Regions from separate parts of the Homo sapiens genome. Here region 2 is linked to region 1. Evidence: chromatin contacts called from ENCODE Hi-C data. All regions are on one chromosome and are shown on one strand. The core of a region is the stretch at or near the end of the contact, and the rest is flanking DNA. Distances in the headings are between cores, read along the strand shown. Region 1 holds the start of MCEE (methylmalonyl-CoA epimerase). Region 2 holds the start of TPRKB (TP53RK binding protein).

The links. Hi-C counts contacts between places; a loop is a spot of excess contacts on that map. Pooled maps may share reads with other maps.
Region 2: a loop to region 1 is called in a map of CD8-positive, alpha-beta T cell, with 13 times the contacts of the local background. The contact joins the promoter of TPRKB here to the promoter of MCEE in region 1. A Hi-C loop is called at or near these places in 3 of 168 maps with a recorded cell type or tissue (CD4-positive, alpha-beta T cell, CD8-positive, alpha-beta T cell and naive thymus-derived CD4-positive, alpha-beta T cell), 3 of 37 single-sample maps with no recorded cell type and 12 of 50 pooled maps.

Annotation. Positions count from the first base shown.
Region 1 is chr2:71,128,408-71,135,001 of GRCh38, reverse strand. MCEE (methylmalonyl-CoA epimerase) reads left to right here and starts at 4,773. Exons shown (of 3, transcript NM_032601.4): 1 at 4,773-4,822. The coding sequence starts at 4,783. It overlaps MPHOSPH10 (M-phase phosphoprotein 10), which reads right to left and starts at 4,368. Exons shown (of 11, transcript NM_005791.3): 1 at 4,248-4,368; 2 at 1,426-2,104; 3 at 897-1,054; 4 at 205-376. The coding sequence starts at 4,336. RefSeq lists enhancers at 4,171-4,220, 4,321-4,370, 4,692-5,550.
Region 2 is chr2:73,731,743-73,739,084 of GRCh38, reverse strand. It overlaps TPRKB (TP53RK binding protein), which reads left to right and starts at 1,740. Exons shown (of 5, transcript NM_016058.5): 1 at 1,740-1,783; 2 at 4,494-4,656; 3 at 6,800-6,922. The coding sequence starts at 4,516. RefSeq lists enhancers at 1,299-1,358, 1,399-1,478.

The DNA of each region.
Region 1 (6,594 bases), core at 3,524-6,023:
AGAGACAAGGTCTCACTATGTTGCCTAGGCTGGTTCTGAACTCCTGAGCTCAAGCGATCCTCTTGCTTTGGACTACCAAAGTGTTAGGATTACAGGCGTGAGCCACTGCACCTGGCCAAGATATTTGTTTTCAAAGGATGGTTAATAGTTTTCAAAGGATGGTTAATATCAAGTATATTAAAAATTCCTTAAATTACTAATTACCTTTTCCTGTCTTTTTTCAAAGGAGGATTTAACTTCATCAGAATTTTTCTTTACATTTAAAACACCTGTATCTTCAGTTTCCGCATCATCTGGTAAAGCAAAGGTCACTCTTTTCAAGCTTTCTTTATGTTGTTTATTGTCTTCATTTTCTTGAAGGTCATCATCTTCATCCCTACAATACCAAAACTCTTATAAAAAGAAATATACTACTTTCCATTAGAAAAACAAAAGGAAACAAATTTTCCCTTAATAAAGTTCTTATTTTATATACCTAATGCAACCAAATACTCAGAACTTCCAAAATCATTCAGTTATTAAGGAACAAAAGGTATTATTTAGGTAAAACGCTATGTAAGAAACAGAAAAAAAAGTGTCCAACATATAGAAAATAAATTATTCATCAATCTATAATACAAATCTCTTATCTCACAAAAATAACAGGATTTTATTGACACAAAACCAAATCAAAGTTCCTGGTAAGGAAGGTTTGATTGCTACTACCAGAGATATTTTTCTTCATTAAGTGATCTCTAATGTCCCTTTACAGTCAGAGACTTTCCTCTGGCTATCTTGAGAATATCTGATATTAGAGAATAGAACTTGCTAAGACAAACACATTTGATAACTACGAGTACACACACATGATTGGGCAATTCCAGCTTACAATGTAAAGGATGGTTCAAAATACTCACGTTTCCGAAATACTTAGTTCTTCTGCTTCTTCTTCAGCAATTTCATCATCTTCTTTGTTTGAATCCAGCTCATCATCATGAACATTTGTTATGTCTTCATCACTTTCAACTGGATCAAAAAAATCTTTGTATTTCAGATTTCTGGAACTTTTACCTGACTAAAATAAAAAGATATTAAAAACTATTAATTAGGGATAGAAAAATATATTAACACATGCATATAGATTTGCATGTATATTGTATGTATATATTACTTTCTGACTTAATAACACTACAAGCTAATAACTAATAACCAAACTAATAACTAAATAATTATTAGGTGAAAATGGCAACTAATAACACTACCACAAAATTATAAGACCAACTGGAACATAAATTGAATGGAAGTACAGATTCATTTATAACTGATAAGATAGAGCACAATATTTCTTATCACTAAATCTTCTAACTACAATTAAATCTCTCCTAGAAAAACAGAAGAAAAGCTAATTTGAGGAGGAAAGTGCTCTCTCTTCTCTCAAAACTTTACCTTAAGTTTTTTACTTCCAAACAGTCCCCCTTCATCTTCATCAGAATCAATATCTTCAAAAAAATCAATATCTTCCTCCTCCTCATCATTATCATCTTTTCGTTCCTCTTCTTTTTCTATGTTTTCTAAATAGGCCTCCATTTCAGAGAGTTTGAAGAATTTATCATCTACTATGGACTTTTCTCTTGGTTTTCCCTGTCCTTTGTTTTGCACCTTGCTCTGCTGTTCCAATTTGCTGATATCAAAGTCAAGGTCAGAATCCTCATCACTGAAAACGGGGCTTTTCCTCAGATCAGATTTGCTTGAGTTTTCAGCTCTCTCACCCATTTCAGGATCATCATTACCCATGTCGGACACTTCCTCCTCCTCTAAATCTTCTAGGTCCTCCTTGTCATCAGCCTCTATCTCTGAACCATCCTCTTCACGTTCCTGTTCTTCACTCTCTGGGAGAAGACTGATATCTTCATCATTAATTGTTTCACTAACTGCATTCTGAAAGTATTGTAAAATTGGTTCATTTTGCAATTCCAGTTGTTGCCAAATCTGCTCATCATCAAAATTTTCTATCACAAGTTTTTGCAAGGGGCTTCCATGGATCCTACCATTCTCTAATATTTTATTAAAGTCATAAAGCACTTTTGTTAAAGAAGTGAACTTTGATGCCAATCCCTCTTGAATCCTATTGGGAGGAATTAAGTGAGATTTAGAATTACAGGTAATAATTTCACAGCACTCTTAATAAAAATAAAAAAAACCCAACTCTTTTGTAAAATAAAATTTGAATGAAGTATAAGTATAGATTCTGGCCCCCAACAACATATAAGCTGATGAGCTACACTGATATATAAAACCTGTCAACCAAGTATCTGTGAATCGGCTGTATAGATTTTAGGCAGGAAAACCATTATAAATCTATTTGCTTGGAGATATATAGTGAATTAACCTTAAATTATCAATTCTGCTACATTATATACCACTCCATTCATTTGTTCACTTATTCATTCAATGATCAACATTTGCTTTGGCTACAGTGGTCAAGGAAAACCTCTCTTAGATGTCACATCTGAGAGGAAACCTACAGATAAGGAGATAGTCTTATAAAGGTTGGGAAACATGTATTCCAGGCAGAAGAAATCCTCTAAGATGCAAATCCTCTAGAGGTGAGCTTGAGGAAACAAACAGGTGACCATGGCTAGAGTGTGAAGGAGGCAGAGGGTGAAGCTGGAGAGACTGATGGGAGCCAAATTATGCATGGTTCAGGAGTAAGAATTTGTCATTTAAAGTGTAAAGAGAAAACATTTTAAGCAGAGGGATGAAATGATGATTTACACGAAGGAAGGAGAAAGGGACGAGGGAGGAGGAGGAAAGTACAGTGATTAGAAGGTTGATGCAGCATTCCAGCGAAAGGATAATGGTGATTTAGACTGGAGTTAGAGCAGTGAATATGCTGAGTATAGTTTGGAGGTAGAACTGACAGGATTGCTAAAGAATTAGATATAGAATAGAGAAAAATGAAGACATTAAAGTAGCAGCCTAGTTTTATGTTTGAGTACCTGAAAAGACAGAAGTGCCATTTACTGAGATAGGGAAGGCTTGGGTGGTGGTGTCAGGCCTCTGAGCTGAAGCTCAGCCATTGTAACCCCTGTGACCTGCACATATATGTCCAGATGGCCTGCAGGAGCCAAGAAGTCTGGGGCAGCCGAAAAACCACAAAAGAAATAAAACAGCCAGTTCCTGCCTTAATTGATTAATCAACATTACAACATTCCTCCATTGTGACTTGTCCCTGCCCTACCTTAACTGATCAATCGACCTTGTGACATTCTTCTTCTGGACAATAAGTCTTATGATCTCCCCACCATGTACCTTGTGACCCCGTCCTCCTCTGCTAATAGATAACCACCTTTTACTGTAATTTTCCATTACCTACCCAACTCCTATAAAGCAACCCCTTCCCCATCACCATTAGTTGACTCTCTTTTCGGACTCAGCCCACTTGCACCCAAGTGAATAAACAGCCTTGTGGCTCACACAAAGCCTGTTTTAGTGGTCTCTTCACACAGACGCGCTTGACAGGTGTAGCATGGGAAAAGGACTTCAGGGGATGGCAGAGTATAGGTGGGTAGAAACAACAATTCTATTAAACAGACACAACAGCTCTATTTTGGACGCAGTGAATTTGAGATGCTTGACAGTACCAAAATTTTAAAAATCGTTAAAAGTTGTACAGTGTGGATATCCCAGTTGTGTGCTACGGAATTCAAACTAAGCTCAGTCTGTAGTTGCTGTGAGCTGGGAACTCAGGGAAAGGTTGGGGTTTGAAACATAAATGAGTAATAATTTCATAGATCACATTTTAAATTCTTCAACAAAATACATATAAAACGCTTGTGTTGGGAAGAGACATGGAAGTTCTATTTCTGAAGAAGCTTAGTCATGGGGGGTGGACAGACAAGTGACAAGTTCGTACTTTCAATAAAGTATGCTAAGCGCTAAGTGCTTTGAGAGCACATAGGAGGAAGGAGAAACCAACAGTCTGTGTGTAGAGGGATGGGGGCGTAAGAAGCCCAAGGGAAGCTTCTAGGTGTTAACAATTGAGGTTAGAGTGATTTCAGTAACACTCAACTGAGAGATCCATCTATACAAATTTTAACAGTTTTTAAAATTTTGATAGCCTAGGAAAGCATAAACTCTGAAATTTGGGGAAAAGCGATTTTACGTTTCCCCTTACCTTCCCCCAGCTCCACAATTTGCCGGAGGCCTGCAACCCGCGTCCACGTGAGACCCCGGTCGCACCCCGAGCCCGGGATCTGCGCACTTACGTGAGGAAGCACTCGGGCCGACCCGTGGCTTTGCCGACTTCCGTCAGACACCGCTCCAGGGTCCGTCGACGCCAGACCTGCGGCGCCATGGCTGTCAGCAACTCCCGACACAATGCAGCATGCAAGGGAAGGGAGCCGCCCGGAAACCGCGCGGCAAAGATGCGCCCAGCGCAACTTGGATTTCAGAGCCGAAAGTTCCGCGGCGCACAGGTTCCGGACTCGCCCTCAGCCAGAGCCAATGGCAGCGCGAGCGCTTTCGCAGGAGGGTGGGAAACAAAAATCTCCATGGTCAGCCCAAACGCCTTTCAACTCTCTCCAAACTTCGTTTTGTATTTTTCAGGGGCCCACAAAGGGTGACCCGTCCTGGCCTTACGTTTCTGTTTTAGCTAAAGTAGGCCCGTTGTAGCAGGAAAGCAGCGACCTTCGCCACGCCCCTGACCTTTCTGTCCCCGCCCCCTCTGCCTCCCGCCCCGCCCTCTGCCGCGCGTCTCTCAACCTCCGTGGCTAGTCTTGACGTGGCGGGTTGCTTTCCAAAATGGCGCGGGTGCTGAAGGCTGCAGCCGCGAATGCCGTAGGTGAATACCGGGCACCGGCGACCTTCGCCATGGGACAGGGAGCGTGGGAACGGCGGTCGGGGGCGGAGGAGGCCTCGGCGTGGCCAAAGCACCTTGATCTAATGTCCTCCCCCGGGGGCGCGTTCCACAGCAGCTGCTGTCACTTAGGCAGAGGGTGCCTTCCAGAAGCGCCACCGCTTAGTAGCGGGGATTGCCTTGTGCATGAGTCCCATTTCCATCCGAGAGCTGTGCGCCTTGGGCTCTGCACCTTCCAGTATGTGGGCGGGAGAGTCGAGGGAACTTGCCCGGCAGGTCAGGCAGGGCAGGGACAGAAGTAAATAGAAGCGGATCGGTAAGTTATTTTACCGCGCACCAATAAAGAGACTGGGGAGAAACCAGAAAGGAGAGCACGTTCCGTAAAAACAACAACTACTAGTCGGCCGAACTCCAAGCGTGACCAGCTTTCTGTTGGGAACACTCAAAGGTCAGTGGTGTAAAGAATACAAAAGGAGTGGTTTTTCCACGTGCACTAATATATTTATCGCGTACACAGATAAAAGCATGTGGATTTGGAAACTTTCTTGAGTTCTCTCCCCCTTCATTTTTTTTAAAATATGTACATAGAATCAGTTATGACAGAAATAACTGTAATAATTGTCACGTTTTCTGACTCACTTTCTCCTCTTTTTATCCTTTTTTTTTTTCTCTTCCTCCTTTTATGAGAGGGCAAGTATTTCCCTTAATCTGAGATTCCCTATTAGGAAGAAGGTGCCAAGTGGTAATGCCCCAGAGTTACTCCGGGACATTCGTGATAAATCCTTCTAGCACCAGAGCCCACATTCTTAACCGTAAGGCATACCTTCCTCTTAGGTGATACACAAGATAGGAACGTAAAACTATAAATAAATGAATATTTGGGAAAAGGCATTTTTATGTCTATTTTTAGAACTGCACACTTTAATGATTGACAGTTTGGGAAAAAGTATGACTTCCAACAGGTCATATACATACTGCAAGAACTCAATACAGATAAAGGTGCATGTTTGTTTTGTACTTACATACACATCTTGGCATAAAGGAAAAATGAAGACAGTGTATTCCAAAGATTGCCTTTGATTTGTCCTATTAAGATACTTGAAGCTTAATGTCTCCACTTGTGTGTGTGTGTGTGTGGTTGAATATACATAAAGTAAAATTTACCTTTTTTTTTTTTTTTGAGACAGAGTCTCACTCTGTCGCCCAGGCTGGAGTGCAGTGGCGTTAGCTCACTGCAACCTCTGCCTCCCAGGTTCAAGCCATTCTTCCGCCTCAGCCTCCCGAGTAGCTGGGATTACAGGCACCCGGCACCACGCCCGGCTAATTTTTTGCATTTTTAGTGGAGACGAGATTTCACCATGTTGGCCAGGCTGGTTTGGAACTCCTGGCCTCAGGTGATCTGCCCACCTCGTCTTCCCAAAGTGCTGGGATTACAGGCGTGAGCCCGTCTCTACTAAAAATACAAAAATTAGCCGGGCGTGGTAGCACACGCCTGTTATCCCGGGTACTCGGGAGGCTGAGGCAGGATAATCGCTTGAACCCGGGAGGCGGAGGTTGGCGTGAGCCAAGATCGCGCCACTGCACTCCAGCCTGGGCAACCAAAGCGAAACTCCGTCTCAGAAAAAAAAAAAAAATTGCTTTTTAAGACTGAATAATATTCCATTGTGTGTGTATACCACATTTTGTTTATCCATTCGTCTCTTGATAGACATTTGGGTTATCCCCACCTTTTGGCTATTGTAATACAGCTATGAACG
Region 2 (7,342 bases), core at 491-2,990, 2.6 Mb before region 1:
ATTTAGTTCTCTCTCCTTTCTCACTTGTGGTTCTCTAGGATAACTGTAGAATGTGCTGGGAATGTAGCATCCTGTGATAGAGAGAGACTAACCAGACCAGCCAGGGCCCTGTTCCAGTGTCTCCCAGAAATAGAATGTCCTTCATATATATATGTATATATATATATATATATTTTTTTTAATTTTAATTTTTATTTATTTATTTTTTTTTGAGAGGGAGTTTCACTCTTGTTGCCCAGGCTGGAGTGCAATGGCGCGATCTCAGCTCATGGCAACCTCTGCCTCCCCAGATCACGTGATTCTCCTGCCTCAGTCTCTTGAGTAGCTGGCATTACAGGCATGAGCCACCATGCCTGGCTAATTTTTTATTTTTTAGTAGAGACGGGGTTTCTCCACGTTGGTCAAGCTGGTCTCGAACTCCCGACTTCAGGTGATCTGCCTGCCTCGGCCTCCCAAAGTGTTGGGATTACAGGCGTGAGCCACCGCACCTGGCCGAATGTTCTTCATGTTTTAGCCCAGTGTGTCATGCCTCCCCACCTCTTCCCCCTGCCCCTGCCCCCTGCAATTAGGCTGTTGCATTGCCACAAAGAAATACCTGAGACTGGGTAATTTATATAGAAACGAGGTTAAATTGGCTCATGTTTCTGCAGGCTGTACAGGAAGCATAGTACCACCATCTGTTTGGCCTCTGAGGAGGCCCCAGGGAGCTTTTACTATTGGCAGAAGGAGAAGAGAGAGCAGGCACATCACATGGTGAGAACTGGACCAAGAGACTGTGTTGGAGGGTGCCACACACTTCTAAATAACCACATCTTCCTGGCACTCACTCACTATTGCAAAGACACCAAGCCATGAGAGATCCACTTCCATGACCCAAACACCTCCCATCAGGTCCCACCTCCAAAAATGGGGACAATTCAACATGAGATTTGGCAGGGACATATATTCAATCCATCCCTGGACCCCCAAATCTCATGTCCTTCTGACATTGCAAAACATAATCATGCCTTCCCAATCACCTACCAAAATTTTAACTTGTTCCAGCATTAAACTCAAAAGTCCAAAGTGTCACAGGAGACATGGCCCAGAAAAAGAACTAATCCCAGCTCCTTGGGAGGCCAAGGCGGGTGGATCACGAGGTCAGGTGATCCAGACCATCCTAGCTAACACGGTGAAACCCCGTCTCTACTAAAAATACAAAAAATTAGCGGGGCGTGGTGGCGGGTGCCTGTAGTCCCAGCTGCTCGGGAGGCTGAGGCAGGAGAATGGCTTGAACCGGGACGCGGAGGTTGCAGTGAGCCGAGATTGCACCACAGCACTCCAGCCTGAGTAACAGAGCAAGACTCTGTCTCAAAAACCAAAGAAATCTCCAGCAGCGGAAATGTATGTAGAACTCATTTTGGTCAGTACTTTTCCTTGTACAGGAAGAAACTGAGGTCGCCCGGTGCAACGCCCAACACAGGTTAAGACAAAGCCGAGACTCAAAACCAGACCCCAGCTTCCGGTCCCAGCCCATAGATTCTTCCATTTCCTTCGCCGGAAGTGATATACAGCCCCTGTTCTCCTTCGCGTCCGTTGACGGGACCCAGGTTGGGGAGGCGGAAGAATGGGCGGGACCATGGGCGGAAGCACCCCTCCTACCAGGACCCGGAAACAGATGGCCACCCCGAGCCGGCCTATCCGGAAACTGGCTCGAAGAAGACGGGGATTGGCCATCGCTTCCGGAAGTTGTGAGCTTTGTTTCGGAGCGGGAGCTCTTCCGAGACGCACTGGGGGCCGGATGGTGAGTTTTCCTTGCGCTCTAACGGGCAGGCTCGGGAGCGGGAGGGTCCGGGCAGTTTTAGTAGTGTCTTTGGGACAACGGCTGCGGTTGGTATTTCTCAAGCGGCAACGAGGCCAGCCCCTGGGAATGCAGCACGAGAATGATAGAGTCAGGCTGTCCCCTCAAGAAATAGTTTAGTGAGGAGACATGCAGCGGATAGGCGCAGGATTCTTCAGAGTTGTGATTGGGCCCAAAAAGGAGCTAGTCCTCAGACTAAAAAGAGCCGTAGTGCCGGGGTTCTGGGCGCTGTAGTAAATGGACTCCAAATGGAGTTGAAGGGAGGGAGGAGTGCGTCAGGCGGAGATGAAAGGAGAGAGGGAACTACCTGTCCGATAGGGCAGAATCGGGGAGAAAGGTTGGTGACTTGAGCTTAGAGAAGGCCATTGCGGCGGTAGCAGAAGAGGAGAGGCAGGGACCAGATCGTAGAGTGTGGAACACCGTGACACAAAGTTGGGGCTTTATCATAAGAGCAGCAGAATGACAAGATCTGATGTACATTTTGAAAGGATCACTGTAACTGCTGGTGACGACTGGATTATAGGAGGGCAGGAATTGTGAGAAACCACTCAGAAGGCTACTGCTGTAGATGAGCGATGTGACCTAGCGTATGGGAGAGAAGTGGACGAATCAAAAGTATATTTAGCAGGTGAAAATTCAGGACTTTACGGATTAGATATAGGATTTGAGTGACAGGTTGGGTCTCAACGATGATTCCAAGTTTCTGACCTGAGTGAGTAAATTACGCTAAACAAGAACAAACTATTTTGAAGTTTTCTAAGGGTTCTTCCCCCCACTCAGTGTTAAAAAGCACGTTTTTTTCCTTTCTTATTATGTGTACTCATGTTTTGTGTGCTTACTGTAGAAAATTCAGAACATACATAACAAAATATTTTCTTTTATATAAAGGACAATAAAAATCACCTCATAACCTCACTACCCAAGATGGTCATATTTTAGTGTTTCTTTCATGTATTTTAAAAAAATATGTGTATCTTTTTATATAATTGGGATCCTACTGATTATGTCTTTCTGTATCCATTTTTTCCACCTTAGCATGACTAATGATTGAACTGTGTGCCAGGATATCGTTCACAAATATATTTTTTTCTGTTTGTAACAGAAAAAGTCAAATTAATTCTAAATAAGAGATAACATTAACTTTTTGGTGTATTTTCTTTTTAATATTTGTTTAAAAGCCTTTTAAAAAACCCACATTTTGGCCAGTTTGTGTTTTGTTTTCCATTCAGATGTTTTTACTTACTTAATGTTATTTATTGCCGTTTTTACACACCGTCAAGACCACATGTTTTAATGGTTGTTAAATAACAACTAATCCCATCATTAGCTAGATAGGTTATTTGCAACTTTTTACTGTTAAAATAATGAGAGGAACATCTTATATAATTATTGGATTCCTAATGACTTCCATCAGAAAGAGTTCTAGAAATATAATCTGCCAGGTAAAAGGATAAAATGAGTCTCAAATTGCCCCACCAAAATATTTTATTAAGAATTTGATAGAAATTGTTTTAAAGAAATTTTTGCAATACATAGTTTTTCCATTCAAAGATATGGTCATGTCTTTCTGGTTATTCAAGTTGTCTTTTATGTTTCTTTTATGTCTTTATATATAATAACCTATCCTTTTCTTGTTAAGCTTATGTCCAAGAAAGGAGCGACATTGATTATTTAATAATTGTACCCTCTCTGCTTAATTTCCATGCGTGGAATGAATATCTTTGGGTCAAGTGGGATACTTTATCCTTTTTTTTTATTTTTATACTTTAAGTTCTAGGGTACATGTGCACAACGTGCAGGTTTGTTACATCTGTATACATGTGCCATGTTTGTATGCTGCACCCATTAACTCATCGTTTACATTAGGTATATCTCCTAATGCTATCCCTTCCCCCTATTCTTTTTTTTTTTTGAGACGGAGTTTCACTCTTGTTGCCCAGGCTGGGGTGCAATGGTATGATCTCGGCTCACTGCAACCTCTGCCTCCCAGGTTCAAGCGATTCTTCTGCCTCAGCCTCCTGAGTAGCTGGGATTACAGGCATGCGCCACCATGCCTGGCTAATTTTTTTGGCATTTTTAGTAGAGACGGGGTTTCTCCATGTTGGTCAGGCTGGTCTCGAACTCCCAACCTCAGGTGATCTGCTCGCCTCGGCCTCCCAGAGTGCTGAGATTACAGGCATGAGCCACTGCACCCAGCCTACTTTATTCTTTAAAATTATTTTCTTCCTTAATATTTATGTCTAGGCCTTCCTAAAATATAAATAAAATGATGAGATCAGGAAGTTAAAAAGACTAAGATAGAGTAAGACTTCATTAATACCGTAAGCAACCTCTGGTTTAAAAAATTCCTGACATTCTGCTCCTACTTGTCTGCTGGGGAAGCAGCCCTTCAACCATGCACCTGAGCCTGCCTCATCTGAACAAACAGCAACCAGCTGGGCCCCTTGGCGTTTCCCTGGGGATGACAACAGAACAACTCAGAAGGGTTAGGAAGACAACATCTCATGAGGATGCCAAATGGGCTTTGGCGATGGATTTTTCTAGTTTAACACTTTTATCAAGTTACTTTCAAAGTTTTTGAATATTTATTAAGAAATGAGTTCTGATGTTAACTTTTAAATGAAATCTTTTGGTCTTTTCATTTTGTGTGCAGTAGAATCCTGCTTATCTGTGAAATGCAGTTAACACATCAGCTGGACCTATTTCCCGAATGCAGGGTAACCCTTCTGTTATTTAAAGATGTAAAAAATGCGGGAGACTTGAGAAGAAAGGCCATGGAAGGCACCATCGATGGATCACTGATAAATCCTACAGTGGTAAATATAAATTTTAAGAATGAATGAGCCTGCTGGGTGCGGTGGCTCACGCCTGTAATGCCAGCACTTTAGGAGGCCGAGGCGGGTGGATCATCTGAGGTCAGGAGTTGAAGACCAGCCTGGCCAACATGGTGAAACCCTGTCTCAACTAAAAATACAAAAATTAGCTGGGCGTGGTGGCGGGCGCCTATAATCCCAGCTACTCGGGAGGCTGAGGCAGGAAAATCATTTGAACCCTGGAGGCAGAGGTTGCAGTGAGCCAAGATTGCGCCATTGCACTCCAGCCTGGGCGACGAGCAAAACTCTGTCTGGAAAAAAAAAATGGCCAGGCATGGTAGCTCACGCCTGTAATCCCAGCCCTTTGGGAGGCCGAGGCAGGCAGATCATGAGGTCAGGAGTTTGAGACCAGCCTGGCCAATATGGTGAAACCCTGTCTCTACTAAAAATACAAAAATTAGCTGAGCATGGTGGTGGGCACCTGTACTCAGGAGACTGAGGCAGGAGAATCGCTTGAGCCTGGGAGGCAGAGGTTGCAGTGAGCCGAGATTGTGCCACTGCACTCCAGCCTGGGCAACAGACCAAGAATCCGCCTCAAAAAAAAAAAAAAAAAAAAAGAATGAATGAGCCATACAGGGCATTTAAGTATACATTAATATTTGTGATGTTATAGGGTAGCCTAAAAATCTGTCACGGTTAGGGAAAAAATTCTTGTCCAAGTCAGATGCAGCCAACTTTGACTATAACAGTGAATAGAGGCAGAAGTGCCAGGTCCTGCCCTAGGAAATAGGAAAGGTTGTGGTCTGGGTCTAATATGGGAAATGCCTGGATCTCCAGCTTCTCATCTTTAAAATGGGGGTTCCTAACAAGACAGTCTGTAGAGGAGGAATAGTGTAGTGGTTAAGAGTACACACAGAGGCCAAGGTGGGTGGATTGCTTGAGGCCCGGAGTTTGAGACCAGCCTGGCCTACATAGTGAAACCGTGTCTCTACTAAAAATACAAAAAGTAGCTGGGTGTGGTGGTGTGTGCTGGTAGTCCCAGCTACTCGGGAGGCTGAGGCACAAGAATCATTTGAACCTGGGAGGCGGAGGTTACAGTGAATTGAGATTGAGCCACTGCATTCCAGCCTGGGCAATGGAGCGAGAGACTCTGTCTGTCTCCAAAAAAAAAAAAAAACAAAAAAACAGGGCACACGCAGTGCGATCATGTTACCGGGAATTAATCCCAGACCTACTACTTAGGCCTTTGAACAAGACATAACCAACCTTTATATAGTGCTTACTGCATTCCTAGCATTGTTCCAAGTGCTTTACGTATACTAACTTGCTTAATCTTCACAACAGCCTATGGAGTGAATACTGTTTCATCGGTCTCTAACAAATAAAATGCTAATGAACTTGCATAAGTTTCCTAGGTGATAGGTGACAGAGATGGGATTCAAACCCAGACATTCTTTGCCTCAATTTCCTCATCAATTACATACTACTACTACTGCTACTACTACTAATAATAGTGTCAATTTCATAGGGTAGTTTTGAGGATTAAAGAAAATATTACAAGTAAAATGTTTGCAATATGATCATGCCCATAATATTAGCCCTCAATTAATGTTATTTAAAAAAATTTTACTATTTGCATAAGTTCCTTGCAGCTTTAAAATTCTGTGATTTCCTGACTACCCAGGCCCTTGGGATAATAGTTGTTTTTTGTTTTTTTTTTTTTTGAGACAGTTTCACTCTTGTTGCCCAGGCTGGAGTGCAATGGCGCGATCTTGGCTCACGGCAACCTCTGCCTCCCGGGTTCAAGCAATTGTCCTGCCTCAGCCTCCTGAGTTGCTGGGATTACAGGTGCGTGCCACCACGCCTGACTAATTTTTGTATTTTTAGTAGAGAGGGTTTCGCCGTGTTGGCCAGGCTGGTCTTGAACCCTGACGTCAGGTGATCTACCCACCTTGGCCTCCCAAAGTGCTAGGATTACAGGTGTGAGCCACCGTGCCCAGCCGGGATAATAGTTTTGAAAATACAGACCGTAAGAATTGTGATGAAGTAAAACAGCTTGACACTGGAGTTAACCATGAGTTACCATGTGTTTTCAGGCACTGCAGATTCTCCATGTGTAATTAATTCTTTTTCCTTGCTTTGGTAGATTGTTGATCCATTTCAGATACTTGTGGCAGCAAACAAAGCAGTTCACCTCTACAAACTGGGAAAAATGAAGACAAGAACTCTATCTACTGAAATTATTTTCAACCTTTCCCCAAATAACAATGTAATGTGCACTTTCCTATTTCTGTTGACCGTGTCATAATAACATATGTGTTCCTCAGTGTTGGGTTGGAGGCTAAATTCCTGCAAGCCAGTGGTTAGTAATAAACCCAAATAATAGTGAAGAGAGCTCTGGACAGAGAGTTGAGGTTTAACCCTGCCTCTTACTAAGACAGTTTACATATGAGTAAACAAAAATTTAGCTAAATTAAGCGAGGTTAATTTTATCTGTTCTTACCATATAGGGTCAGGAAGACCCCTCAAGTATTTTTGCTTGAGAAGCTGACAGAAATCTAAATGATAAAACATTAGGCGTGGATATTTTGTGTGCTAGCCTGCATATCATTCTCTCTTCCCGTAAACTCCTTGAGGGTGGGATCCATGTCTTTTTCATATACCAGGAACTTGCTTGTACCTATAACAG